Linked DNA regions of Homo sapiens: region 2 is linked to region 1. Evidence: read pairs that join two places in POLR2A ChIA-PET (ENCODE). Cell type or tissue: PC-3. All regions are shown on one strand. Each heading gives the region's core, and the rest is flanking DNA. Links, peaks and the distances in the headings are about the cores only. Region 1 overlaps GUCY2D (guanylate cyclase 2D, retinal). Region 2 overlaps DNAH2 (dynein axonemal heavy chain 2).

Region 1 (17,290 bases), core at 8,607-16,606:
AAGAGCCCTGACCCCTCCCCAGCTAGAAGAACTTGGGGAACCCCCACCCCAGAGTTCACAGATCTAGTGGGAGAAGAGAAGGCAAAAGATGAAGCCTCAGCCTCCTCTCTGTGCCTCAGCCTCTCCTTTCTCTGTTCCTGCCTCCCTTTCTGCTCTATTCTCCTGTCTTTGTGTCCCCACAGTCCCCTTTCTGCCTGGCAGTCTCTGTCTGCCTTTCTCTGCAGTTTCCACCATTTCTCTGGAAATCTTATTTCCTGGACCCAGTCGGTTATCCAGTCTCAGGGCTCTGCTGACTCAAGTCCTCCCCACCCTGTTCCTGTGGCCTGGGCAACTCCCAGCGCATGAGAGCACCGGGGCCTGGCTTGGTCACTGGGCATCCCCCACCTTCAGATGTGTTTACACTACCTCTGCCAGCTGGCCTGCGCCAGGAGCCCACACTTGCGGTTGTCCTTGCCTTGGAGATGGCTCTGTAGCTGGCAGAGCAGTGATGGCCAAAGCAGGGACCTCTCATAGCTGCTGCTTCAATCCCACGGCAGAGACTCTACAGCGTGTCCCGGGGCTCACCTGGCGCCTTTTTTTTTTTTTTTTTTTTTTTTGTGCTTCTCCTTAGGGTCTGGGCCCTGCTCCCTGTCCCATCTGCAGTGGACCCCAGGCACCCCCCTTTGAGGAGGTGGGGTGAACTGCTCCTTGGCAGGGATTTGTGACACTGCATTGCTGGGCTGTGTTCCTCGGGCTCTTCTGGACCTTGCACCGTGGATACCAGGCCATGTGCCATGGTATTTGGGTCCTGGGAGGGTGGGTGAAATAAAGGCATGCTGTCTTCCATGTTGTGGTGTGTGCTGCTTTTAGCCAGGAGAGTAGTCTCGACACCCCCATCTCTGGAACGCTCAGCCCTGCCATTTCCAGGGAGGGTTTCAGATAGGGTTGAACCTTAGAGATGGCCTGAAGAGGGGAAGTGGCCGGGGCCAACAGCTCCCAGGAACTCCTCTGCTCAGAGAACCAGTTGGGGAAGTCTCGGGCCTCTCAGGCTGCTGGAAAAGACCAGGGTCTCTGACGCTTTTAAGGTGGGTGATGTGGCTTCATCCCTTGATTGTATGCAGGAGGGAAGAAGGAAGAGAAGGACAGAGCTTGTCTATGCCATGACTCCATGACCCATGGACCATAACCTACAAACATGGGAGCCAGAGTCCAAGACTGAAGGAACAGGGCCCCCAGATGGGAAAGGTGAGGTCCACTGGTCTCTGGGCAGGACCTCATCAACAACCCACACTCCACCTCTGACCCTTCACAAACCTGCCCCTGGAGCTTCAGAGCAGGAGAGACTATCCCAAAATCACCAGTGGGTGACTGGCCCCTAAGTCTTCCGGGAGCCCAGCTGTTCCCGTGCCAGGCCCAATGTCCCAGACAGGATGACCTGTAATGGACATCGACTGTGCTGCCTTCCTACATCCATCCTGCTGGGCAGTGGGCAGCCATCTGTGCCCCATTCTTAATCCCAGTGGAAGTGGCTAGAACTGACTGCTGACTTCCCCCTTCAGGCCAGCCCAATCATTCCGTTCCTCTGGCCTCAAAGACAGATGAGCTGGGCCAGGCTGATGAAGCTCGGTGCTGGGACGTTGTTTGAAGCCATGGGGAGAAATTGTCTTCTTGGGGGGTTGCTGAGAGGATGGGACATTGAGAGATCCTTGCCACCACAAAGACAGAGCTGAACTGGCAGATGGAGAGAGACAAAGTCCTGATGGCTACTGTCTGAGCTGGGATACCTCACTGGGCCTAAAGCCAAGTCCGGCTGTTTAAGCAACATGGGCCAGCAAATTATTTTCTTTGCTTAAGCCAGGTTGCGTTGGGTTCTTTCTTTTCTTTCTTTCTTCCTTTCTTTCCTTTCTCTTTTCTTTCTCTTCTTTCTTTTTCTCTCTCTCTCTCTCTCTCTCTCTCTTCTTCTTTCATACCTCAAAACCCTCACGATGGCTGGGCACAGTGGCTCATGCCTGTAATCCCAGCACTTGGGGTGGCTGAGGTAAGAGAATCACTAGAGCCTAGGAGTTCTAGACCAGCCTGGGCAACATAGCAAAATCTTGTCTCTACAAAACACAAAAATTAGCCAAGCATGGTGGTGCACACCTGCAGTCCCAGCTACTCCGGAGGCTGAGGCAGGATGATCACTTGAGCCCGGAAGGTCAAGGTTGCAGTGAGCTGAGATCACACCACTGCATTCCAGAGCGAGACTGTCACAAACAAACAAAAACCTTCGTGATGTTTTCACGGTGATGAAATGTTGGTCCATTTGATTACGATGTGCTGATGGCTGCAAGTTCAACAGGTGGCTTTCCCATCTACTCCACCTCCTCACCCAAACCACTATGCCAAGCAGACACCTATCCATAGCCACGCACTTTATGGCCTCGCCTCAACATCATTCCCTTTGTCTCTGGCCAGCATGTCATCTCCTAGGCCTCTCTCTCAGCCTTGATCACCCACTCCCAAGCTGCATGCCTCCATCGGCATATTCCTATTGCAACTATCAACCAGGGGCCGCTGAGGCCACAGGGGTTCTCCTGCATGGACTGGCTGGTCCTCAACCACAGTCCCTGGGGTCACCTCTCCCAGGGCTTAGCCTTTATCCAAGGATAAAGGGATGGGCACCCAGAGCTCCTGCCACACTCTCTTCCAGGGCAGAGGCGAGGGCAGGGTAGGTCGCGGCCCCAGTGGAAACAAGGCCTGAGGGACTGCATACCCAGCTTTGAAGGTCTGCCCTGGAAGGCCCCAGACTGCTTCAGGCTCTGAAAAGGCAATGAGGAGGGTCCAGTGCTGAGCTCTTATCCTCAATGATGCCAAGGGGTGGAAGCCTTTCTGGCGCTTGGAGAAGAGGCCCAGCCATGGGGTGGCTGAAATAGATGATCTCAGATTATCTCAAGACCAGAGCTGATCCCAGAAACTGGTCCTTCCCTGAGTAAATGCTTCCCAGAGAAGGCCAGAGGACATGCCCTGTGATGATGCAGCTGTACAAGATGCTCCACTGGGAGCCAGAAGGGAAGCAGAGCTGGAGGTCCTGTGCTCCTCTTTTGAAGAAGGGAGAGGTTTAAGATCATCAGCATGCTGAAGGGGGGAAGCCAGTACTGTGAGGGAGACATGGGATGGGGTGACGGGGGAATGAGGCTCCTGTGTCCAGTGGGGATAGATCCAAGCACTGCGGAGTGATTGCCTTGGATGGGAAGAAGGGAAGCCTTTGAAAGAGGATTAGAATAGGACAGCTTGGGCCTGGGAGGAGCTGCACATTCCAGGACTTTCCATCAAGAGTTTCTGTTTTTTCAAGAAAGTGGAAGGTGAGGTCATCTTCTGAGTGTGTGGGGGAGGGAGGAGTACTATTTTCCTTGCTAAGTGCTAGAAACTGGGCTAAGCACTTTACCTGATAAACCTCATTTGATACCTTGAGAATCTCACGAGGCATGTGCAGTTGGTCATTGGTATCCACAGGACCTACATCCTCAGATATTTTTTAAGGGGGAGGGGGAACGGAGTCTCACTCTATCACCCAGGCTGCAGTGCAGTGGCATGATCTCAGCTCACTGCAACCTCCGCCTTCCAGGCTCAAGCGATTCTCCTGCCTCAGCCTCCTGAGTAGCTGGGATTACAGGCGTGCGCCATGATGCTCAGCTATACATCCTCAGATTTAACCAACAGCAGATAGACAATATCTAAAAAACAAAACAAAAAATAACAATACAACAATAAAAATAATACAAATAAAAACAATACAGTATAACAACTATTTGCATAGCATTTATATTGTATTAGGTAATCTAGAAAAGATTTAAGGTACACAAGAGTTTGTACTTAGGTTACACACAAATACTTCTGCACCATTTTATATCAGGAACTTGAGCATCCTCAGATTTTGGTATCCAAGGGGGTCCCGGAACCAATCCCCTAAGGATACCCAAGGATAACTGTCTATTACACTTCTGTTTTACAGATGTTAACACTGAGGCTTAGAAAGGTCGTTTGGACTGCCCAAGGTCACAAAAGCTACTAAATGAGCACTGGGACTCTACTTTTCCAAAGTCTTAAACTCTACACTATTTTTTTAATAACACAATGGGTTTATATTTAATATAGTACTTCTCATCAGGAGGATGTTACTCAGTTAATATAAAGTTTTTTTCAAAACACTAAATCTCTTTTCCATGTCGATGTCAATAGTTTTTTTTTTTAACATTAAATTTTTTTCCGCATTTCAGTATTAGATACACTGAATACATTTTTCTAAATGTTTTTTCCCCAGAGATAAAAGTTTTCCTTTTTGGCTGACTCTCCAATATCTAAATATAATATTAACTTGGGAGACAACAAAACAAAAATCTAATAAAGGAATGGAGAAAAGACTCCTCAACGATTCAGGAGGCAGTGATTATAACCGAACAGTGGTGATTTCCTAAGATTCTGGGCAAGAACTTCCTTCTTCCTATTTCACATGCTTTGAGAGAATTCTAAGATTATGAAATATTACTTATGTAAATTTCAGCCATCTTACTTCTTTGACCGCCTTTCTAACTAGCAAATTATAGGCTGCATTTTTCTGTGCATTATTTGTTGTAAAGAAAACATTTTTTTTTCTATTTATAAATGTATGTTTGTTCCCATTTCATGGAAACAATGAAAAATGTGAAACTCCCTTATTTACTGATTCTTGGAACCTTTCACACACCAAAGCTCAGGTTTAGCCTCTATAGCACAAAGGTTTTCAGGGTGAGGTTTGACTCAGTAGGCCTTTCAAAGTCACATCTGTCCATTTCTTTTTCATGCGTATACCCCCGGGCGATTGCATCACCGCCTTCTACTGCTTCCACAACAGGCAGCACCAAAAGCAGTGACATGAGGACTAAGCACAACTGTGTTGAAACTGAGGTCATGATATTGGAATCTTGAGGGCTGAAGGTTCCAAAGAAATGGTATATATAGAATTCTATCTGACTTGAAATTTTCCCTTCCTGGAGCTCCGGATGCTGAGATTAAGAGGTTCCACGTGACATGACCTTCCAGGAAGCAGCCATTACAGGAATCTAAACTCTACATTATTAATAAAGAGGCAAGAACTGATGGGACCAAGTCCCTGAGGAAATAGAAGTAGCTCTGGACAACAGAAGGCAAACCTCTTCCTCTGAGCCGGGAGCAGGAATAGGAGAGATGAAGTCCACATGTTTTGTTTGTTTGTTTGCTTGAGATGGAGTCTCACTCTGTCACCCAGGCTGGAGTGCAGGGGCACGATCTCAGCTCACTGCAACCTCCACCTCCCAGGTTCAAGTGATTCTCCTGCCTCAGCCTCCCGAGTAGATGGGATTACAGGTGTGCGCCACCATGCCCAGCTAATTTTTGTATTTTTAGTGGAGACAGGATTTCACTATGTTGGCCAGGCTGGTCTTGAACTCCTGACCTCAGGTGATCCTCCCACCTTGGCCTCCCAAGATGCTGGGATTACAGGCATGAGCCAACATGCCCAGCCAAGTCCACAAGTTTTTAATGGGAAGTAAAGGCTGCCAAAGAGCTTCCTTTCTGGCGTCATCAGGGACAAGGATGGCTGGGTGTCTGGCATGAATCAGATAAATGGACAGGGAGTCAGGTGAGAGTTTGAGGGGTCTTTGGTGAGGGTAGGGGACAGGGAGGGAGCTCAGCGGGGAGGGGGTCTTTGTGGAGTTCCAGATCTCCCAGGTCTTCAGCCTCCTGGGGCCCAGGATCCCTGAGTGTGGAGACCCTGAGGAAAGAGCCACTCTCTAGTGTCAAGCATTCTCAGCCTCAAGGACCCAGCCTGCGGCATAAGAGGGCACTAATAACCCAAATAGCAACGTACACAAGAGGGACATCACAGGGCTGGGGGCGGCGGGCGGGTGCACAGGGAATGTGGAGGTGGGCCAGAGGCCTGGAGCCCATGACAGCATGAGGCCTGTTCAGCCATTGCCAGAAGCCAGGGTGCATTTCCCTGACCAGAAAAGACCCTGCCACTAGCCAAAGCTAGCTGAGGCCTTGGACGCATTGGATTTCCCTGTTTGGAAAATGTATAAGGGAATTACCAGACAGCTTAGGGGAGGCAGCTATTCACCCAGGGCTGGGGGTCCTCACATTTGCAGAGGCCCCACACTGCGTGGTTCTTTTCTTTAGCATGGCTCAGCAGCCCCAGAGCAGGGGCCAGGGAGGGGAATAGGGCTTAACCAGGGGCATCTGGGGCAAGACAGGGTGGCAGGAGGATTTAAGGGCTTAGGGAGAAAGTGATGAAGTGCCTCAGACACTAGTTTTAAACCTACCTCCTGCAAGCAGCCTTCCTCAAATCACATGGGGGATATTGATTTTGTTTTCTATTACCTGGAAATGGTCTCCCCATCGTTTCTGAGAAATCCACACTACCTCACAGCTCATTGGCATTGCCAACTTGCCTCCAGTGGGCACAGCCAGCCTAGCATCTTGTATAAACCCTCCCCAGTGGACACGGGAAATTGGACCACGGGTGGGTTCCTGTCCCAAACTGGGTCAGTGAGAGCCCTTTGCTGGGGAACGTGGAGCTGATGCAAAGACACTCCAAAACCGTCTGTCTACCTCTTAGAGAATCCATAAACACAAGCTGTTGTGGCACTCATTCTCTGCCTTGGGAACTGGAAACAGAAAGAACTGGAAAAGCGAGAGAGGACAAAACAAACATGCAGAGAAGAGAGAGATGGAGAGAATTTTCTAAGTTCTTACAACGAACGCTCTAGTCTCTGCCTTTGGCTATCCCTGAGGCCCTGCTGGATCCCTAGCATTTTGTCCTTACAATAAATTCTCCTCTTTGCTCAAGTTCTCTCTACTATCTCTGTTCCTTACAAATTTAAGAGTCCTAATTACCCCAATCTCCCCAACCTCTAGAGTATTTCAGTCCTGTCTTCCTTCTGTTATGGATCCACTATTGCCCTGGGCCATATTTTACCTTGAAGATGACACTAGGGGTTTCTTCTTTCCTTCGAGACAGGGTCTCACTCTGTCTCCCAGGAGAGAGTGCAGTGGCGCCATCATTGCTCACTGCAGCCTTAACCTCCTGGGCTCAAGTGATCCTCCCACCTCAGCCTCCTGAGTAGCTAGAACTGCAAGTGTGCACCACCACAACTGGCTACTTTTTTTAATTGTTATTTTTATAGAGACAGGGTCTCACTATGTTTCCCAAGCTAATCTCAAACTCTGGGCTCAAGTGAGCCTCTTGCCTCCCAAAGTCCTGGGAGTATAGACATGAGCCACTGCACCTGGCCCTTTTTTTTTTTTTAAATTAAAGGAAAGTTTATTCTTTTTGTACAAGTATCTTCAGGTATTTATAATTTTACAGTTTATATTCATACATATAATTCTAGATGATTAAGAAAGGGATCCATTTTTATAAGTTGAAGAGGTCAAGATGAAAGTGTTTTTCCTTTTGATATATGGTTTTAAAGCCACAGTCTTTTCTATGAGATATTAAAGCTCCAAATGAAAGTATGGTTCTCCATTGTATGGGAGAAGTTTATTTTCTTTTGTTTCCAGCAAAGCTGTCAGCCCCCAGCCTCCATCATGGCACTAACTAGCTACACATGAGTGACTGGAACACACATCTCTACAACTGGCCCAGTCCCCACCAGGTATGTTTAAAGAGGCTGCCTTTGAGGACCCTATAATAAAGGAATCCTTTATCAAAGGACATGCCCAAACCAGGTGCAACAATCCCACAGACTCTACTAATGCACACTTTATTGCCAGGGACAGTGACATTCATGGAGAGCAGAGCAGAATCCTCCCAATTTACTAGCAGCAGCCAAATTCTCAATCTTTTCCAAAGGGAATGAAGATCCAGCATGCTCCTCTGCCACTCCTCTCATGAGCAGGTAGGAGAGTGGGCACTCACTGGGCAGAGCCAGAGAGGAGGGGCAGCCATCCAGGAGAAGGAGGATGACGCTAGGTTTCATCTTCTATGTCAATTTCAACCAGTTGGTTGTGCCTCTCTAGAATGCTATGATGACAAAGATTCTGAGGCCATTTTCAGGCTTAAAAAGAATTCATGGGTTGATTAACAATGTCTGCCATGGGCACGGATTGGGAAGGGGCTGAGTGCTCACCATGTATATTCACTGACCTTGTCACACATACAACACCCAGCTCATTGCCACCCCTGTAGACACGCATAAGACATACTTGTTGAATGAATACATGACATGATTATCTAAGGGACCCCTTTGGTGGGATGAGTGACAGGGATGCAGGACACGAAAGATGTGAGGAGGAGCAGAACAGATAAGACAGAGACATGTGATGCTCTCAGTTCAGGAATCAAATACACAGGGTTGAGAGACCTCCGTATTCATCAGGATTCTTCTGATCTAAAGGGTTTCAATTTTTTTGTAAAGGAAACGTTTGCTTCAGGTAACCAAAAAAAGAGACCAAGAATAGGTCTTGCTTCAGGTATCGGTGCATCCAGGAGCTCCCGCACTGTATCTCTACATGCCATTCAGCTGTGCTTTTGTCTGTGTTGTCTTCATTCTCAGGTGGGCTCTCCTGAAATGGTCACAGAAATAGCCAGCAACCATTTCAAGGCTTGCTTACATACTATAATCTCAGCAACTAAAACAAACAAACAAACAAAAAATCCCAGGGCTGATTTTTTGTTGTTTGTTTGTTTTTAAAGACAGGGTCTTGCTCTGTTGCCCAGGTTGGAGTACAGTGGCAGGATCATCAATCACTCTGTAACCTCAGTTCCTGGGCTCAAGCTATCCTCCTGCCTCAGCCTCCCAAGTAGCTGGGAGTACAGGCGTGTGCCACCATCCCCAGATAATTTCCAAGTCCTGCCTAATTTTGCCCAAACTGAATCATGTGCCCACCCCTGGAGCCAGAGAGTGAAGCGAGCTCTACTGTAATCATGTGGGCTGAGAATGGGGAAGGAATTATTCTTTACAGGAAAATGGGGATGTTGCTACCTGAATAAGGGGACTGGGTGCTGCCATCACATACCTTCCATTATATTCCCTTGGGCTGTGGGTTTTTCCCATCAAATCAGTAGCTACTGGAGAGCAAGGATGTTGTCCTGTTTATCCTTTCATCCCCAGCACCCTGCACAAGACCTGACTCAGAAGTTTCCAGACCCCTCCTAGCTGATGCAAGACCTCATCCATGTCTTACTGACAGAGTAAAATGACCAGGAAGGAGCTCTCACACCATCCCTGCCCTCCAGCCCACAGACCCTTCTGTGACTGTACCCATCTGCCCAGCCTCCTGCCTATTATGATGGAAGATGTGTTCCTGCTCTGCTGTGAGAGTGGTTTGCTGCCCAGCCTTTGTTCCCCATCTTCCTGGTACCAACCCCACAGATTTCCTTTATGAAACTACCCATTCCTATTCTCAGCCATGTGATCTGAATGAGACTGACTCCATCCCCAATTCCAGGGATACACCATTGTTGGCTTAAACCATTCCGTATATTCCCTGCTTCTGGCCACACTGGTCGGTTCAGGGATCACAGTGATCAATGAAAAATGACCTGGGGGGCAGCCACCTGCCAGAGTTTTGGAAAAGAGAAGCGTCAACCCTCCTCCTCAGGTGCTAGCAGAAAAAAACTCCCTCTCTTCTCCTGGTTGTTGTGGCACGAGGACGTGAGTTCTGGAACTAATTCCAGAACAGCAGCCCTGGGTAGAGCCCAAGATTGAAGTCAACACTACAGAAGGCAGAAAGAAGAGGCCAAAAGACGTCAGGGCCTTGGTCATCTCTGGGGCAGCCATGCTGTAACCACAAGGCTGGGGAGGCAGAGAACAGCATTATCACCCTCAACTTAGACCAAACATGATTCAGCACTGGGGCTGGCCACATTCCTGCCCTGAAGCAAATTTTGGTTTGATGAAGGCAGAAGGGAGAACGACATTAGGGCGGGTAATTCATTGTGTCTGTCACACACCCTACCTTTGCTACTGTAGATGCTGATAACCAACTGCATTGGGAAAGTCAGCTTCAGTTGGAATTTTCTGTTGCTTGAACTTCAGCCTTACTTGTTGCCAGCATCCCTACTTGGGCTCTGGGGCTGCCACCTTCACTTTCTTGGGTTTTCACTTCTGAAATGGGCTCTTCTCCCTCCTGCATCAACTTTCCTCCCTCGTTCCCAAGAAGACATAAACACGCTTCACGGGCAGCAGTTCTCAATGGTGGCTGCATACTGGAATATCCAGAAAGCTTTAAAAAATGCTTAATACCGGTGGCTCACGCCTGTAATCCCAGCACTTTGGGAGGCCGAGGCGGGCAGATCATGAGGTCAGGAGATCGAGACCATCCTGGCTAACATGGTGAAACTCCGTCTCTACTAAAAATACAAAAAAATTAGCCGGGCGTGGTGGCGGGCACCTGTAGTCCCAGCTACTCGGGAGGCTGAGGCAGGAGAATGGCGTGAACCCAGGAGGCAGAGCTTGCAGTGAGCTGAGATCACACCACTGCACTCCAGCCTGGGCAACAGAGCAAGACTCCGTCTCAAAAAAAAAAAAAAAAAAAAAAAAAAAGGTTAATACCTGGGTCCAATATCCGGAATCTGGGGAGGGACCTAGGCATTGCTTTTTATATTGCCGAGGCTGGTCTCAAACTCCTGGCCTCAAATAATCCTCCCGCCTTCACCCCCACAAAGTGCTGGGATTACAGGTGTGAGCCACCATGCCTGGCCACAATTTCTTTTTATAACTTGTAAAGTTACAAGTTTGAAAAAACAAATAAGATGATGCAAAACAAAATTAAAATGAATTCAAACATTTTATCAAAGGCCTATCTCATTCTGCTTAGCCCTATCTTAGGATTCTCCACAAAATTCAGCTAAGAAGACTTCAGTTTTACCTCTTCCAAGGTACTCCCTGCTTCAGCAGAAGTACGTAGAAAACAGTAAAAGGTGCTAGAATGGGGCTATGGATGCAACTGGTAGGGAATTAGAGGTGGAGAAGGGCAACAGGTTGATCTTCTAAGTTATTATGGATAAAAGTGGAAGATTTAACACAAACATGGACTTTTTCTCCCTCCAAAACCCCATTCAAATGGCAGTAAAAGAACTTTTTTTTTTTTTTTTTTTTTTGAGACGAGGTTTTACTCTTGTTGCCCTGGCTGGAATGCAATGACATGATCTCGGCTCAGCACAACCTCCGCCTCCCAGGTTCAAGTGATTCTCCTGCCTCAGCCTCCCAAGCAGCTGGGATTACAGGCATGTGCCACCACGCCCGGCTAATTTTTTGTATTTTTAGTAGAGACGGGGTTTCTCCATGTTAGTCAGGCTGGTCTTGAACTCCTGACCTCAGGTGATCCACCGGCCTCAGCCTCCCAAAGTGCTGAGATTACAGGCGTGAGCCACTGTGCCCAGCCAATAATTTTTTTTTTTTAATGGTGTTGTGGGCCAGGTGCAGTGGCTCACACCTGTAATCCTAGCACTTTGGGAAGCTGAGGCAAGAGGATTGCTTTAGCCTAGGAGTTTGAAACCAGCCTGGGCAATGTAGGGAGACCTGGTCTCTACAAAAAAAATTTAAAAATTAGCTAGGCATGGTGGCATGTACCTGTGGTCCCAGCTACTCCAAAGGCTGAGGTGGGAGGATCGCTTGAGCCTGGAAGATTGAGGCTGCAGTGAGCTGTGATTATGCCACTGCACTCCAGCCTGGGTGACAAAGGAGACCCTGTCTCAAAAACAAAAAACAAAAAATGGTGTGGTAGATTAAACATGTACACTGATTCTTTCCTCCTCCTTCTATCAAGAGGTTGAGTCCATTTCCCCTCCCACATGGACTCTGGGCTGGTCTGTGACTTGCCTTGACCCATGCAATGCATCAAAAGTGACACTGCGCCAGCTTCTGGTCTGGGCTGCAAGAGGCCTCTGGGATCCGTGCACCATGTAGTGAAGCTCAGGAAGGATTATTGAATGATGAGCAACCACGTGGAGAAAGACCCCGCCGGCCCCCAGCCATGCTGGACATGTGAGTGGAACCATTCTTGGATATTCCAGTGCCAGCCTATCTCCCAGGCGAATGTAGTTGCATGAAGGACTCCAGCTGACACTGCATGGACTCCTGCCCAAATTGCAAAATCATCTGCAAATACATGGTTCTTGGTGTTTTAAGCTACTATGGTTTATAGTAGTTTATTCTGCAGCAATAGATAATACCCACATACCACAAATATCAGAAACAAACAGGCCGGGCGCAGCGACTCACGCCTATAATCCCAGTACTTTGGGAGGCCGAGGCAGTTGGATCACCTGAAGTCAGGAGTTCAAGACCAGCCTGGCCAACATTGCGAACGCCGTCTCTACTAAGAATATGAAAATTATCTGGGCATGGTGCCGAATGCCTGTAGTCCTAGCTACTCAGGAGGCTGAGGCAAGATAATCGCTTGAACCCAGGAGGCAGAGGTTGCAGTGAGCCAAAATCGTGCCACTGCACTCCAGCCTGGGTGACAGAGAGAGATTCCATCTTAAAACAAAAACAAAAAAAGAAACAAACAAAAATCCAAAATACCTTATCACTAATATCCTCAGAGAAACAAGGTCAAATATCGCAAGCATGAAACACAAACAGATTACTAATAAAACAAATATACACAGGCTGGACATGGTGGCCCATGTCTATATTCCCAGCTACTCAGGAGGGTGAGGTAGGAAGGTCACTTGAGTCTAGCAGTTCAAGGCCAGCATGGGCAACATAGCAAGACCCCACCAGTGAAAAAAATATGATAGGAGGAATAATAGCTCAATAGGACTAGAGGAGAAAGTTGAGAAAATCTACTAGAAAACAGAACAAAAGGCAAAATGATGGGAAATTGGAAATAAAATAAAATGGAGAATAAATGAAATCGAGAATGGGAACTGGAGAGCCAGTTTGGGAGACCCAACATCTAAAGTATAAGTTCAAAAAAGAGACACTGAAAAAATAAAGAGAAGGAAATAATCGATGAAATAATTCAAGACATCTTCCCAACACTGAGGGTCATGAATTTCAAGACTGAAAGGACCTACTGAGAGCACTGCACAATTAATAAAAATTGACTACACCTTGGCACATCATTGTGAAATTATGGAAGCTGGGCCAGGGAGAGGCTCCTAAAAGCTTCTGGAGAAAATGTCATGTCATATGAAAATAATCAGGAATGCAAATAGCTCTAGGCTTCTTTATAGCAACACTGCTACCATTGGAGCAGTGCTTTCAAAATTCCGAACCAAAAAAAAAAAAAAATTGATTTCAGAGCTACTATTTAAGTGTATAGATAGATTATAGGCATTTCCAGACATGCAAAGTCTTAAAAACTTCTCCTCCCTCCCACATACCCTTTCTTGCTTAGCCCAAGAAATAAGCCAGGAAATAACAAAACATGAGATCCGGGAAACAAATCTCCAGCACAGCAGAGAGGTAAAAGGAAGACAAAGGATGGTGGTGAAGCAAGAGCTCAGGAGGACCAGGAAAGAAGCCAACAGGACACACTGGAGAGACTCCTTCACACAGTGGAACCGACTGGGAAATGGATGTGTCTGAACTGATAGAGAGGCAATCTGAACAAGTGGTGAAGTTTCGGATTAAACTAATGAAAAATATATAGAAAACCAGACCAATAATATAATCATTATTATATAGAGAAACAACAAAAGGTTTTGTATGGAAGAAAAAAATAATTACAGTATACTATAAATGTCCCCTATGAATAGCATATCCATAACAAAAATCACGTAAACACTGAGTGTCGTTTGCTCGGTCCTAATAAAACTGTACTAGAAGGATGGGGGTGAGAAACGTTTGCAAATGGGAGCAAGACTAGGAAAGAAAATGAAATCCTATCTTCCAGGCCAGGCACGGTGGCTCACGCCTGTAATCCCAGCACTTTGGGAGGCCGAGGCGGGCAGATCACAAGGTCAGGAGTTCGAGACCAGCCTGACCAACATGGTGAAACCCTGTCTCTACTAAAAATACAAAAATTAGCCGGGCGTGGTGGCGCATGCCTGTTATCCCAGCTACTCAGGAGGCTGAGGCTGGAAAATCACTTGAACCTAGGAGGCGGAGGTTGCGGTGAGCCAAGATCATGCCATTGCACTCCAGCCTGGGTAACAAGAGCGAAACTCCGTCTCAAAAAAAAAAAAAAAAAATCCTATCTTCCACAGGGGGAAGCCAATATTTGCCTAAAGCTGAAAAATCATTAAATAAACAATCATGCATGCTATTTTGAGATGCAGTGGTTTAGATTATCAAAGAAAGTAGTGAAAGTTATTGTCTTTCATGAGAGGGAAAGGACAGAAGTGGAGCAGGAAGCAGTTGTTGGTGAGAGATTTGTAGAACTATTTGACTCTTTAAATCATATGCATCTACAGCTTTGATGAGAATATTCGAATTTAAAAGAAAGTAAAAGAGAAGACAGGAAAGAGGAAGGAAGGGAGGGAGGGAGGGAGGGAAACAAAGGCCCGGTGCAGTGGCTCACGCCTGTAATCCCAGCACTTTAGGAGGCTGAGGCAGGTGGACCACCTGAGGTCAGGAGTTTGAGACCAGCCTGGCCAATGTGGCAAAACCTCATCTCTACTAAAAATACAAAAAAATTAGCCGAGCGTGGTGATGGGCACCTGTAATCCCAGCTACTCAGGAGGCTGAGGCAGGAGAATGGCTTGAACCCAGGAGGCAGAGGTTGCAGTGAGCCGAGTTGGTGCCATTGCACTCCAGCCTGGGCAACGGAGCAAGACTCCATCTCAAAAAAAAAAGAAGGCAAGCAGGAGCCAAATCATTCAGGGGCTCAAAGATGGGGTGCACATGACTTAATGGACATTTTAAAATCTCAAGTAAACCCCTTTCCCAGTCAGGGCTCAGATTTCTTCATCTATATCTTGAGGGGTTGGGTGACAACTCCTGTTCAACCTGTCTGAGATCATCATGAGCTGTAGGACAGAATGTAATAAAATATTTACATGATCAAGGGCGATGGTTCTTTTTTTTTTTAACCTTTTAAGTAGGAAGGGTAATGTGCTGTAACAAGATTTGAGACAAGCATGTCTCATATATAAGCATAAAAACCCAATCATCATGCTTACCAAGTACAAAAGGATCAAGGGCAGTGGTTCTAAAGAAGAATCACCCTACTGTAAAATGTAGATTCCCTGGCTAATCTTCTGGGGAGTCTGCCTCCTTGGTGTGAGGCAGGGATGGGGAACTGGCATTTTTTTTTTCTTTTGAGACAGAGTCTCACACTGCTCATTCTGCTGCCCAGGCTGGAGTGCAGTGGCATGATCTCGGCTCACTGGAATCTCTGCGTCCTGGGTTCAAGCGATTCTCCTGCCTCAGTCTCCTGAGTAGCTGGGACCATGGGCACCCACCAACAGGCCCAGCTAATTTTTGTATTTTTAGTAAAGATGGTGTTTTGCCATGTTGGCCAGGCTGGTCTCAAACCCCTGACCTCAAGTGATCCACCCACCTCTGCCTCCCAAAGTGCTGGGATTATAGGCAGGAGTCACATCCAACCCGGAACTGACATTTTTAATAAGCATTCAAAGACATCTGATGCCAGCCATCTGCTTGCCACACGTTGAGCAACGCTACTCCAGGACAAGTCCTTGGAGGTGCAAGATCACAGGTTTAATTGAGATAAAACGGCAAATCAATTCCCCTTTTCAGGGAGAAAGTGTCAATTTGGTATTGATATGTTTTTAGCACCCCTTTAGCGTTAGATAATCTCCTGGAACAGGGAGCTGGCCACAGGCAAAAGAATCTACCTGGAATTGAATTACACTGTTTGGTTTTCATTGCATTCTCCTTTATTCTTACCTTCTATTATGGGAAATGAAACGAATTTTCGATTTACAATAGTGACACAAAGTTTCCTTTAAAATAGATTCACTGAAATTTCTAAGTATCCAAGGATGTATTTTAGGATGAAGAGACAATAAAGCATTTTCACTTTTTCCTAGACTCACTAGATTTTGGCACATGGATACTTGCAATATTGATTTGTATTATGAGAGTGATCTAATTATTACAAAAGGAGCTATAATCACTAACTTATTCTTAATAATAATGGTTACTGGTACCTTTACAATAATGTACAATCCAATGTTTAAAAATGATACCACTTGAGTTTGGTTTGATCCTATAAACTTTCAACAAATGTCTTGGGAGGCCAAGGCAGGCGGATCACAAGGTCAGAGATGGAGACCATCCTGGCTAACACGGTGAAACCCTGTCTCTACTAAAAGTACAAAAAATTAGCCAGGCGTGGTGGTGGGAGCCTGTAGTCCCAGCTACTCAGGAGGCTGAGGCAGGAGAACGGCGTGAACCCGGGAGGCGGAGCTTGCAGTGAGCCAAGATTGCGCCACTGCACTCCAGCCTGGGCGACAGAGCGAGACTCCATCTCAAAAAAAAGAAAAAAGAAAAAAAATTTTTTTTTCAACAAATGTCTTAAAATTTAAAAGCAGGCTGATTAGTTTGGAACCAGACTACAAGTAGAGCTAACATTTGGTGAATAAGAAAACATCACACTACATTTTGGATGTATGAAAGAAAACTTGACCATGTGAAGATATATGAATAAAGAAATGTACTATAGATACTACTTTAGGAAAAAAAAGAGTGATCTATAAATAAAAACATTTGACGTATTTGAAAACGTGTGGGTCTTGCATACGACTCACATGATAAATCTAAAATTCAACCTAGCAATGGATAAGAATTAAGAACGGATGGTTTGGGCAAAGGACATTAACAGACATTGCTCCAAAGGTGATACATAAATGGCCAACAAGCAAATGGAAAGATGCTTAACATTACCGATTATTAGGGAAATGCAGATCAAAACCACAATGAGATACCAGTTCAGGCCCATTAAAATGGCTATTATCAAATAAACAGAAAATAACAAGCATTGGTGGACAAACTGGAACCCTCCTCCTGCATTGCTGGTGGGAATGTAAAATGTTGCGTCCATTGTGGAAAATAGTATGGCGGTTCCTCAAAAAATTAAATATACAGGCTGGGCACAGTGGCTCACGTCTGTAATCCCAGCACTTTGGGAGGCCGAGGTGGGTGGATCGCCTGAGGTCAGGAGTTCAAGATCAGCCTGGTCAATGTGGTGAAACCCCATCTCTATTAAAAATACAAAAATTAGCTGGGCATGGTGGCAGGCGCCTGTAATCCCAGCTACTTAGCAGGCTGAGGCAGGAGAATCGCTTAAACCCAGGAGGCGGAGGTTGCAGTGAGCACAGATTGCGCCACTGCACTCCAGCCTGGGCAACAGAGCGAGACTCGGTCTCAAAAAAAAAAAAAAAAAATTAAACATA
Region 2 (8,000 bases), core at 1-8,000, 220 kb before region 1:
GGCTGGGATGAATTATGACATTCAGTAGGTTAGATGCATTAAATGCATTTTTGATTTACCATATTTTCAATGTATGATGGGCTTATCGGGAGCATCTGTATATTAACCAAAATTGTCCTAAAGATAGAAGAATGGGCCAGGCACGGTGGCTCACGCCTGTAATCCCAGCACTTTGGGAGGCTGAGGCAGGTGGATCACGAGGTCAGGAGATCGAGACCATCCTGGCTAACACGGTGAAACCCTGTCTCTACTACAAAATACAAAAAAATTAGCCGGGTGTGGTGGCAGGCACCTGTAGTCCCAGCTACTCGGGAGGCTGAGGCAGGAGAATGGTGTGAATCTGGGAGGCGGAGCTTGCAGTGAGCCGAGATTGCACCTCTGCACTCCAGCCTGGGCAACAGAGCGACACTCCATCTCAAAAAAAAAAAAAAAAAAAAAAAAGATAGAAGAATGTATTGCTGCATCCAAGGGCAGGAATGCCCTCAGGCCCCCAGAGGGGAACAAGAATCAGAAAATGGGAACCGGGACTCTGTGTTCCATTCTTGTGGTTTACTCTGCTCTGGGTTCCCATAGTAGAATACAGCCTGCCAGTCTCGGTTTGGTGATCCCTGCCCTAGAAGAAAGTGCAAAGCAGAGAGAAAAAAAGTGAAGTGTAGGGTGGCTTGGCTGAGTGTTCAAGGTAAGTGATGAGAGAGGAGCTGGGAAGATTGTCGAGGACCTTGGGGACTGAGAGGTGCCCAGAGACAGAGTCAAGTCAGAGGGAGGAACTAGGGGCCAGGTCAGATAATTTGGCCTTAGGAACTGAGCCCAGGAAAAATGTGGCTATGCGTGAGTAGTGGAGGTGAAACTGCTGGACAAGGAGGATGGCATTAAGCCTCTGGCTAAGGCCCCTAATTTTCATCCCACAGGGGAACAGAACTTCATCAAGTCACTGATCAACTTTGATAAAGACAATATCTCAGATAAGGTTCTGAAGAAGATTGGGGCCTACTGCGCCCAGCCTGACTTCCAGCCTGATATCATCGGCCGCGTCTCCCTGGCTGCCAAGTCCCTCTGCATGTGGGTGCGGGCCATGGAGGTAAAGGCGTCAGGGCTGGGGCGGGGCGGTAGGGAGGGCAGGCCTGGGGGAGTGCGGATGCACAGACCCAGGTGGAAGGAGGGGATGCCTGGAGGTGAGGGGGTTGGTGGGTTGGTGGGCGACTCCCACAGCCTGACTGTCTCCCCACAGCTGTATGGGCGGCTATATCGGGTGGTGGAGCCCAAGCGAATCCGAATGAACGCTGCCTTGGCTCAGCTTCGGGAGAAGCAAGCCGCGCTCGCTGAGGCCCAGGAGAAGCTGCGGGAGGTGAGCTGATCGCCTGTCCTTTCCACGGAGGTCCCTCTCCCTGAGTTCTGGATTGCTTCATTAAGCATTTGTTTTCCCCCATCTAATTCTAGCCCCCTTCCCCATGTCCTGTGCCATTCCAGTCCTGTCTCCTTCCCACTCTGTGCCCTGTTTAGACTGGGCTGCCTCTGGCTCAGAAAGCTAAGTCAATTGCAGAGGGTTATAAAGGCTCAAAGGCACTGCGACCCAGGAGCCCTTCCAAAGATTGACTTGGGAGCTGGCAATCTCTGTCACACCCTTCGGAGATGGCGCCTGAGATATTAACTGATGACATCTGCGTGGCAAATTGGTCTTTGCCAGAGGGATGGGTCAAGAGTGTCTGTGTCGCTTCTGTGGACCAAGAACAACGTGAGGGTGTCTGTGCATATGTTGTGTGGGGACGGGCTCTCCCAGAGGCCAAGTGGGTTAGTTACCGTGAGGAGTCTGGGCAACCCAGGCGATCTCCTGCAAGATGCATGCATGAGGCTGGGCGCCACGGCTCATGCCTGTAATCCCAGCACTTTGGGAGGCCGAGGTAGGTGGACCACCTGAGGTCATGAGTTCAAGACTAGCCTGGCCAACATGGTGAAACCCTATCTCTACTAAAAATACAAAAATTAGCCGGGCATGGTGGCAGGCACCTGTAATCCCAGCTACTCAGGAGGCTGAGGCATGAGAATCGCTTGAACCCAGGAGGTGGAGGTTGCAGTGAGCCAAGTTCACACCACTGCAATGCAGCCTGGCGACAGAGTGAGACTGTCTCAGAAAAAAAAAAAAAAAAGATGCATGCATAAGTGACTCCTGAACCAGGCAGAATGATGGGCAAGTGCCATTATCAAAAAAATTCAAAATTCTTCCAGTTTATCATTTGATTTTTTAAATGATTGATTTAATAGGTGATACTACTCTGTCCCCAAGGTAATACAGTTACATGGTTTGAAGTGTGAAAGGTACAAAGGAGTATCCAATAAGAAGTTTCCCCTCGCCCACCTTCTGTTCTCTAGTCACCAGCTTTCCTCTCTGAAAGCAGCCGATATTACTGTCACCCAGGCTGGAGTGCAGTGGCGCAATCTCAGCTCACTGCAACCTCCACCTCCTGGGTTCAAGAGATTCTCCTGCCTCAGCCTCCTGAGTAGCTGGGACTACAGGTGCCCGCCACCACGCCCGGCTGATTTTTGTATTTTTAGTAGAGACGGGGTTTTGCCATGTTGGCCAGGCTGGTCTCAAACTCCTGACCTCAGGTGATCTGCCAGCCTCAGCCTCTCAAAGTGCTGGGATTACAGGCATGAGCCACTGCCCCCAGCCTGCACCTTACTATCTTATTTACCTGTGAGTTGAAGATTGTTCCTTATCAGTATGTAAAGAGCCTCTGCTTTCTTTTTACCACTGCATGATATTCCAGTGGGTAGCTACAGGGACACCATCATTTATTTAACTGTTCCCCATTTGAGGGAGACACTGTTTCCAATCTTTGGATCTTTGCTTGCCCTGTAACTTTGTTGGTGCTATCTTCATATAGAAATTTAAAATATTTATATAATTGAAGCTGGCCATACAATTTCAAACTGTTTTACCTAAAACCAACTTTGGAAAACATCCAGGTTCGACCTCCACAGATCAGATGAGGAGCCTGAGGCTAGGGAGATCAAGGGCTCACTGGCTCGTCACCGTCAGAGCTGGGCTAGATCCTGTGTTTCCTGACTTCACGCCTCTCTGCCCACAGCTCATCCCCGTTTTTTTCCTGCTGTAGGCATCTTTACTGTCAAAAGCTAAGCTGCCCACGAGGCCTCTTCTGTGCAGGGAACTCACCCAGGTTGGGTGAACGGGGCTTCTCTCTGCACCTCTGCACCTGCTCCTCCACGGCTCCGTCCCTGCTACCACCGCCACCTCCCAACCTCTCACAAAACTTTGCTCTTTTACTCTGTCTTTTCCCAAGAGCGAAGAATCACAGGTGTGGCAATCTGTTTGGAAAGGGTTTTCACCTAGATGAATCATATCCTGGGCTAAATAATTAGGAGTGGTTCCTCATATGTGAAAAATGGGACCTCTGGGGTGCACTGCCAACAACATCATTCATCAAACAAGCATTTATAGTGCACCCAGTGTTAGGTATTTTGGTGGAGGGTCCACACCCACACTTGAGAACCCCTAAGTGAAAAGAGAAAGCAGACAGGGAACAAACATTTCTCCTTTTTTACGGACAAAGCCTGTGACGTTTATGAGCCAAATGCACCTTAAAAAAAAAAAAAAAGCAGCAGCAGCATTTATGTGTTTATTTTTAGAGATGGGGTCTTGCTGTGTTGCCCAGGCTGGTCTTGGTCTTGAATTCCCATCTCAGTCTTACAAGTTGTTGGGATTACAGGTGTGAGCCACCGTGCCCCGAAATGTACCTTCCTTTCCTTCCTTCCCTCCCTCCCTTCCTTCCTTCCTTCCTTTTCTTCTTTCTTTTCTTTCTTTTTTTTCTTTTTTTTTTTTTTGAGACAGGATCTCACTCTGTCGCCCAGACTGGAATGCAGTGGCGCAATCACGACTCACTGCAGCCTTGACTTCCTGGGCTCTGGTGATCCTCCCACCCAAGCCTCCTGAGTAGCTGGGCCTACAGGCACACTCCACTATTCCTGGCTAATTTTTTATATTTTTTGTAGAGACGGGGTTTCACCATGTTGCCCAGTCTGGTCTTGAACTCGTGGGCTCAAGTGATCCTCCTGCCTTGGCCTCCCAAGTTGCTAGGATTACAAGGGTGAGCCACCCCACCTGGCCCAAATATACCCTTTTTGTTTTGTTTTGTTTCGTTTTGTTTTTGAGAGAGAGTCTCGCTCTATCACCCAGGCTGGAGCACGGTGGTGCGATCCCAGCTCGCTGTAACTTCTGCCTCCCAGATTCAAGTGATTCTCCTGCCTCAGCCTCCCGAGTAGCTGGGATTACAGGCGTCTGCCACCACGCCCGGCTAATTTTTGTATTTTTAGTAGAGATGGGGTTTCACCACGTTGGCCAGGCTGGTCTTGAACTTCTTACCTCAAGTGATCTGCCCGTCTCGGCCTCCCAAAGTGCTGGGATTACAGGTGTGAGCCACCGCGCCTGCCCCCAAATGTACCTTTTAATACAACTTCACAACTAGGCACTGTGCCCTGGGCCCTGCCAGGCCAATTAAGTAAGAATCCCTGGCAGAGCCTAAGAATCAGCATTTTAAAAGCTTTCCTGTCAGAACCTACCAGAGATGGGAAAGCTTATGCATGGTACTGAGGCTCAGGTCTGAAAAGAGGCTCAGAGCCCAACTACATTGCAGATCAGAACAAATTTTGAGTAAATAGCTTTAGCCATTACTCACTTGTCAGCTAGTTCTGATATACAACAAGGGTTACAAACCAGTGGCGTAGATAGGGCCCCAGAAGGCTCTGAAATGGGTCAGAACAGAATCTTAATATACTTTAAGGCGACTGTATCCCCAAGTCTGAACATTCCCATTTTTTCCCATTTTGCATTCCAAATTATGTCTTAATCTACTTTAGGGCAACTATATCCCTAAGGTTGAACATTCAGATTTTTTTCCCATTTTGCATTCCAAATTATGTCTAGTCACATTGTCCAACATAACATATCAGAGGCCATTTAGTTCAATTAAATGACAGCATTAAAACGCTCCAATAATAACAATATACAGAAATTCCACAAATTTGAATATAACCCCTAGGGAGAAATTAAATTTCAAAGATTAAATAAATCCCTTTGCAAACTAAAGTCCAAAGAAATGGAAATTCGACATCAACTAATCTTGCCTTTGTGAGTTAAAAATCTAGACTTCAACCTTCTGAAGTTAAAGTCCCCAAGTCATCCTCCCCAACTTCCTGTTCTGCTCCATCTCAGCTGAGGGGTTATCTCAGTTCATTTGGGCTCCTATAACAAAATACTGGGTAATTTATAAATAACAGAAATTGATATCTTACAGTTCCGAAGGCTGGAAAGTCTAAAATCAAGGTGCAAGTACATTCAATGTCTGGTAGGGTCAGTTCCTCATGGATGACGCTTATGTGTGTCTTCACATAACAGAAGGGACAAACAAGCTTTCTTGGGCTTCTTTTACTAGGGCACTAATCCCATTCCTGAGGGCCCTACCCCCGTGACCTAATCACCTCCCAGATGCCCCACCTCCCAACACCACTCCACTGGAGATTAAGTTTGAAAATGAATTTGAGTGAGACATGACATTTGGACCGTAGCAGGGTGGGGGTTCTCTGGGTAGATCAGTTTTCTTAACCTGGGCTGTTTCTCCCTGGAAAAGGATGTTGTTCCTCAGGACCTCAGAGGCTGTATTAAGTTCAGAATGAAGTCTCTCGTGAGCATTATTTGAGATTAAAATAGAACTCAAGGGTCTTAATAAGGCATACACAACTTGCAGATAAAATTACGTTGCCAAAAAACTGGTTATTACCATTGCCAAAGACCGTAGAAGAAACCCAATAGCATTTGAGGTAATGAGGATACACAGAGAAAATCTTGGTTTTAGCTTTACCAAAATGTCAGTTATCTGGAACCATGACTTGTGCACTTAAATTTAACTAGGAGAAATCTTTAGCAATAGATTAATATAAGAGATACAATCTAACCAATAAGCATTTACTGGATCGGGGGTTATAAATCCACACATATGTATACATTCTTTTCTTAGGGGGTTGATCGTGGTAAAATACATATAAAATATATCATTATAACCATTTTGAAGTGCACCATTCAGGCTGGGCTTGGTGGCTCATGCCTGTGATCCTAGCTCTTTGGGAGGCAGGGGCCGGGGGATTGCTTGAGCCTAGAAGTTGGAGATCAGCCTGGGCAACATAGAGAGACTTTGTGTCCACAAAATATAAAAAAATCAGCCAGACACAGTGGCGCACACCTGTAGTTCCAGCTACTTGGAAGGCTGAGGTGGGAGGATCACTTGAGCCCAGAAGGTTGAGGGTGCAGTGAGCTATGATTATGCCACTGTCCTCCAGCCTGGGCAACAGAGCAAAATCCTGCCTCAAAAAATAAAGATAAAAATAAAGCCAGGTGCGGTGGCTCACGCCTGGAATCCCAGCACTCTGGGAGGCCGAGGTGTGCGGATCACCCAAGGTCAGGAGTTTGAGACCAGCCTGGCCAACATGGTGAAACCCTGTCTCTACTAAAAATACCAAAAAAAAAAAAAAAAAAAAAAAAAAAAAGCTGGGCGTGGTGGTGGGCACCTGTAATCCTAGCTACTAGGGAGGCTGAGGCAGGAGAATCACTTGAACCCGGGAGGCGGGGTTTGCAGTGAGCTGAGAAGCTGAGACTGAATGATTGCACTCCAGCCTGAGTGACAAGAGTGAGACTCTGTGTCAAAAAAAAAAAAAGCCTAAAATGGATACACCAGGCAACAGCAGTAAGACTACTTGTATATGTATAGAATACCTCTGGAAGGAGAGTCAAGGAACAGGTAACACTGGCTGCCTCTAAAGAAGGAACCTGGCTGAGTGGGGAACAGGGTTAGGAGGAAGATCTTTCATATCCTCATGCCCTTAGGCCTTTTGAATTTTTGATAGCTATTAAAAAATTCACAAAGTAAAATTTAAAGGAACGAGAAATAGCAGTGTGAAGACGTGCTTATGCCTGTATACGAATTTCTCTTTTTTTCTTTTGTAGGTTTTTTTTTTTGGTGGGGGGCATAGAGACAGGGTCTTGCTGTGCTGCTACGGTCTCAAACTTCTGGCCTCAAGCAATCCTCCCGCCTCTGCCTCCCAGAGTGCTGGGATTACAGGTGTGAGCCACCATGCCTGGCCTTGTACAAGGATATTTATTACAGCGTTGTTAATAGCAGAATGTTGGAAAAACACAAATGTGTATCCGTAGGAGACTTGTTACATAAATCATAGTTCAGTCTCACATAAGAGTATTTTGCAGCTACTAAAAAGAATGAGGCAGCTCACAAGAACTGATTTGGAAACAAGTAAAAAAAATAGTGAAGTACAAACAGTATTATAGCATATAACCACTGATTAAAAATTCATTTATTCTGGCCAGGCCCAGTGGCTCATGCCTGTAATTCCAGCACTTTGGGAGGTTGACGCGGGTGGATGACTGGAGGTCAGGAGTTCGAGACCAGCCTGGCCAACATGTTGAAACACTGTCTCTACTAGAAATACAAAAATTAGCCAGGCATGGTGGTGCACACCTGTAATCCCAGCTACTCGGAAGGCTGAGGCAGGAGAATCGCTTGAACCCAGGAGGTGGAGGTTGCAGTGAGCCAAGATGGCGCCACTGCACTCCAGCCTGGGCGACAGTGTGAGACTCTGTCTCAAAAAAAAAAAAAAAAATTATTTATTCAAAAAAATATGTGAGTGCTGGGCATTATTTTAGGTCTAAGGATTCAGTGGTGAACAAGTCTCTGACTTCACTGTGCTTATATTTTCTTTATATATAAATGATTCTGTGCATGGACTATTCTAGAAAGCTACACGGGAAACTAGGGCAGGGCCTGGGACCAGGCTCAGGAATGGCAGGAAGACTTCCCCTTAACCGGGTGCACTTTCGTTCCTTTTGGATTTTGATTTATGTAAATATATTCACTATTCTCCAAAAAAAAAAAAAAAAAAACAGATAGTAAAAATTATTTTCTAAGATATGACAAAGA

The links. Peaks named below come from ENCODE experiments on the same cell type or tissue, not always from the same donor. Only the 100,000 strongest peaks of a DNase experiment are listed, where the experiment ranks them.
Region 2: POLR2A ChIA-PET joins it to region 1 with 9 read pairs; 3 of 35 experiments call an interaction of 5 or more read pairs at or near these places.

What each region holds. Positions count from the first base shown.
Region 1 is chr17:8,019,518-8,036,807 of GRCh38, forward strand. GUCY2D (guanylate cyclase 2D, retinal) reads left to right here. Exons shown (of 20, transcript NM_000180.4): 20 at 611-825. It also overlaps the pseudogene LOC124904131. Among named protein-coding and RNA genes, the nearest start is that of ALOX15B, 11 kb to the right of the region's middle. In PC-3, for the core only: no CTCF peak of the experiment used is centred there; a DNase peak (open chromatin) is centred at 9,844; H3K27ac peaks cover 2,473 bases.
Region 2 is chr17:7,806,242-7,814,241 of GRCh38, forward strand. DNAH2 (dynein axonemal heavy chain 2) reads left to right here. Exons shown (of 86, transcript NM_020877.5): 62 at 909-1,078; 63 at 1,229-1,345. Among named protein-coding and RNA genes, the nearest start is that of KDM6B, 24 kb to the right of the region's middle. In PC-3, for the core only: no CTCF peak of the experiment used is centred there; a DNase peak (open chromatin) is centred at 3,350; H3K4me3 peaks cover 1,103 bases; H3K27ac peaks cover 2,497 bases.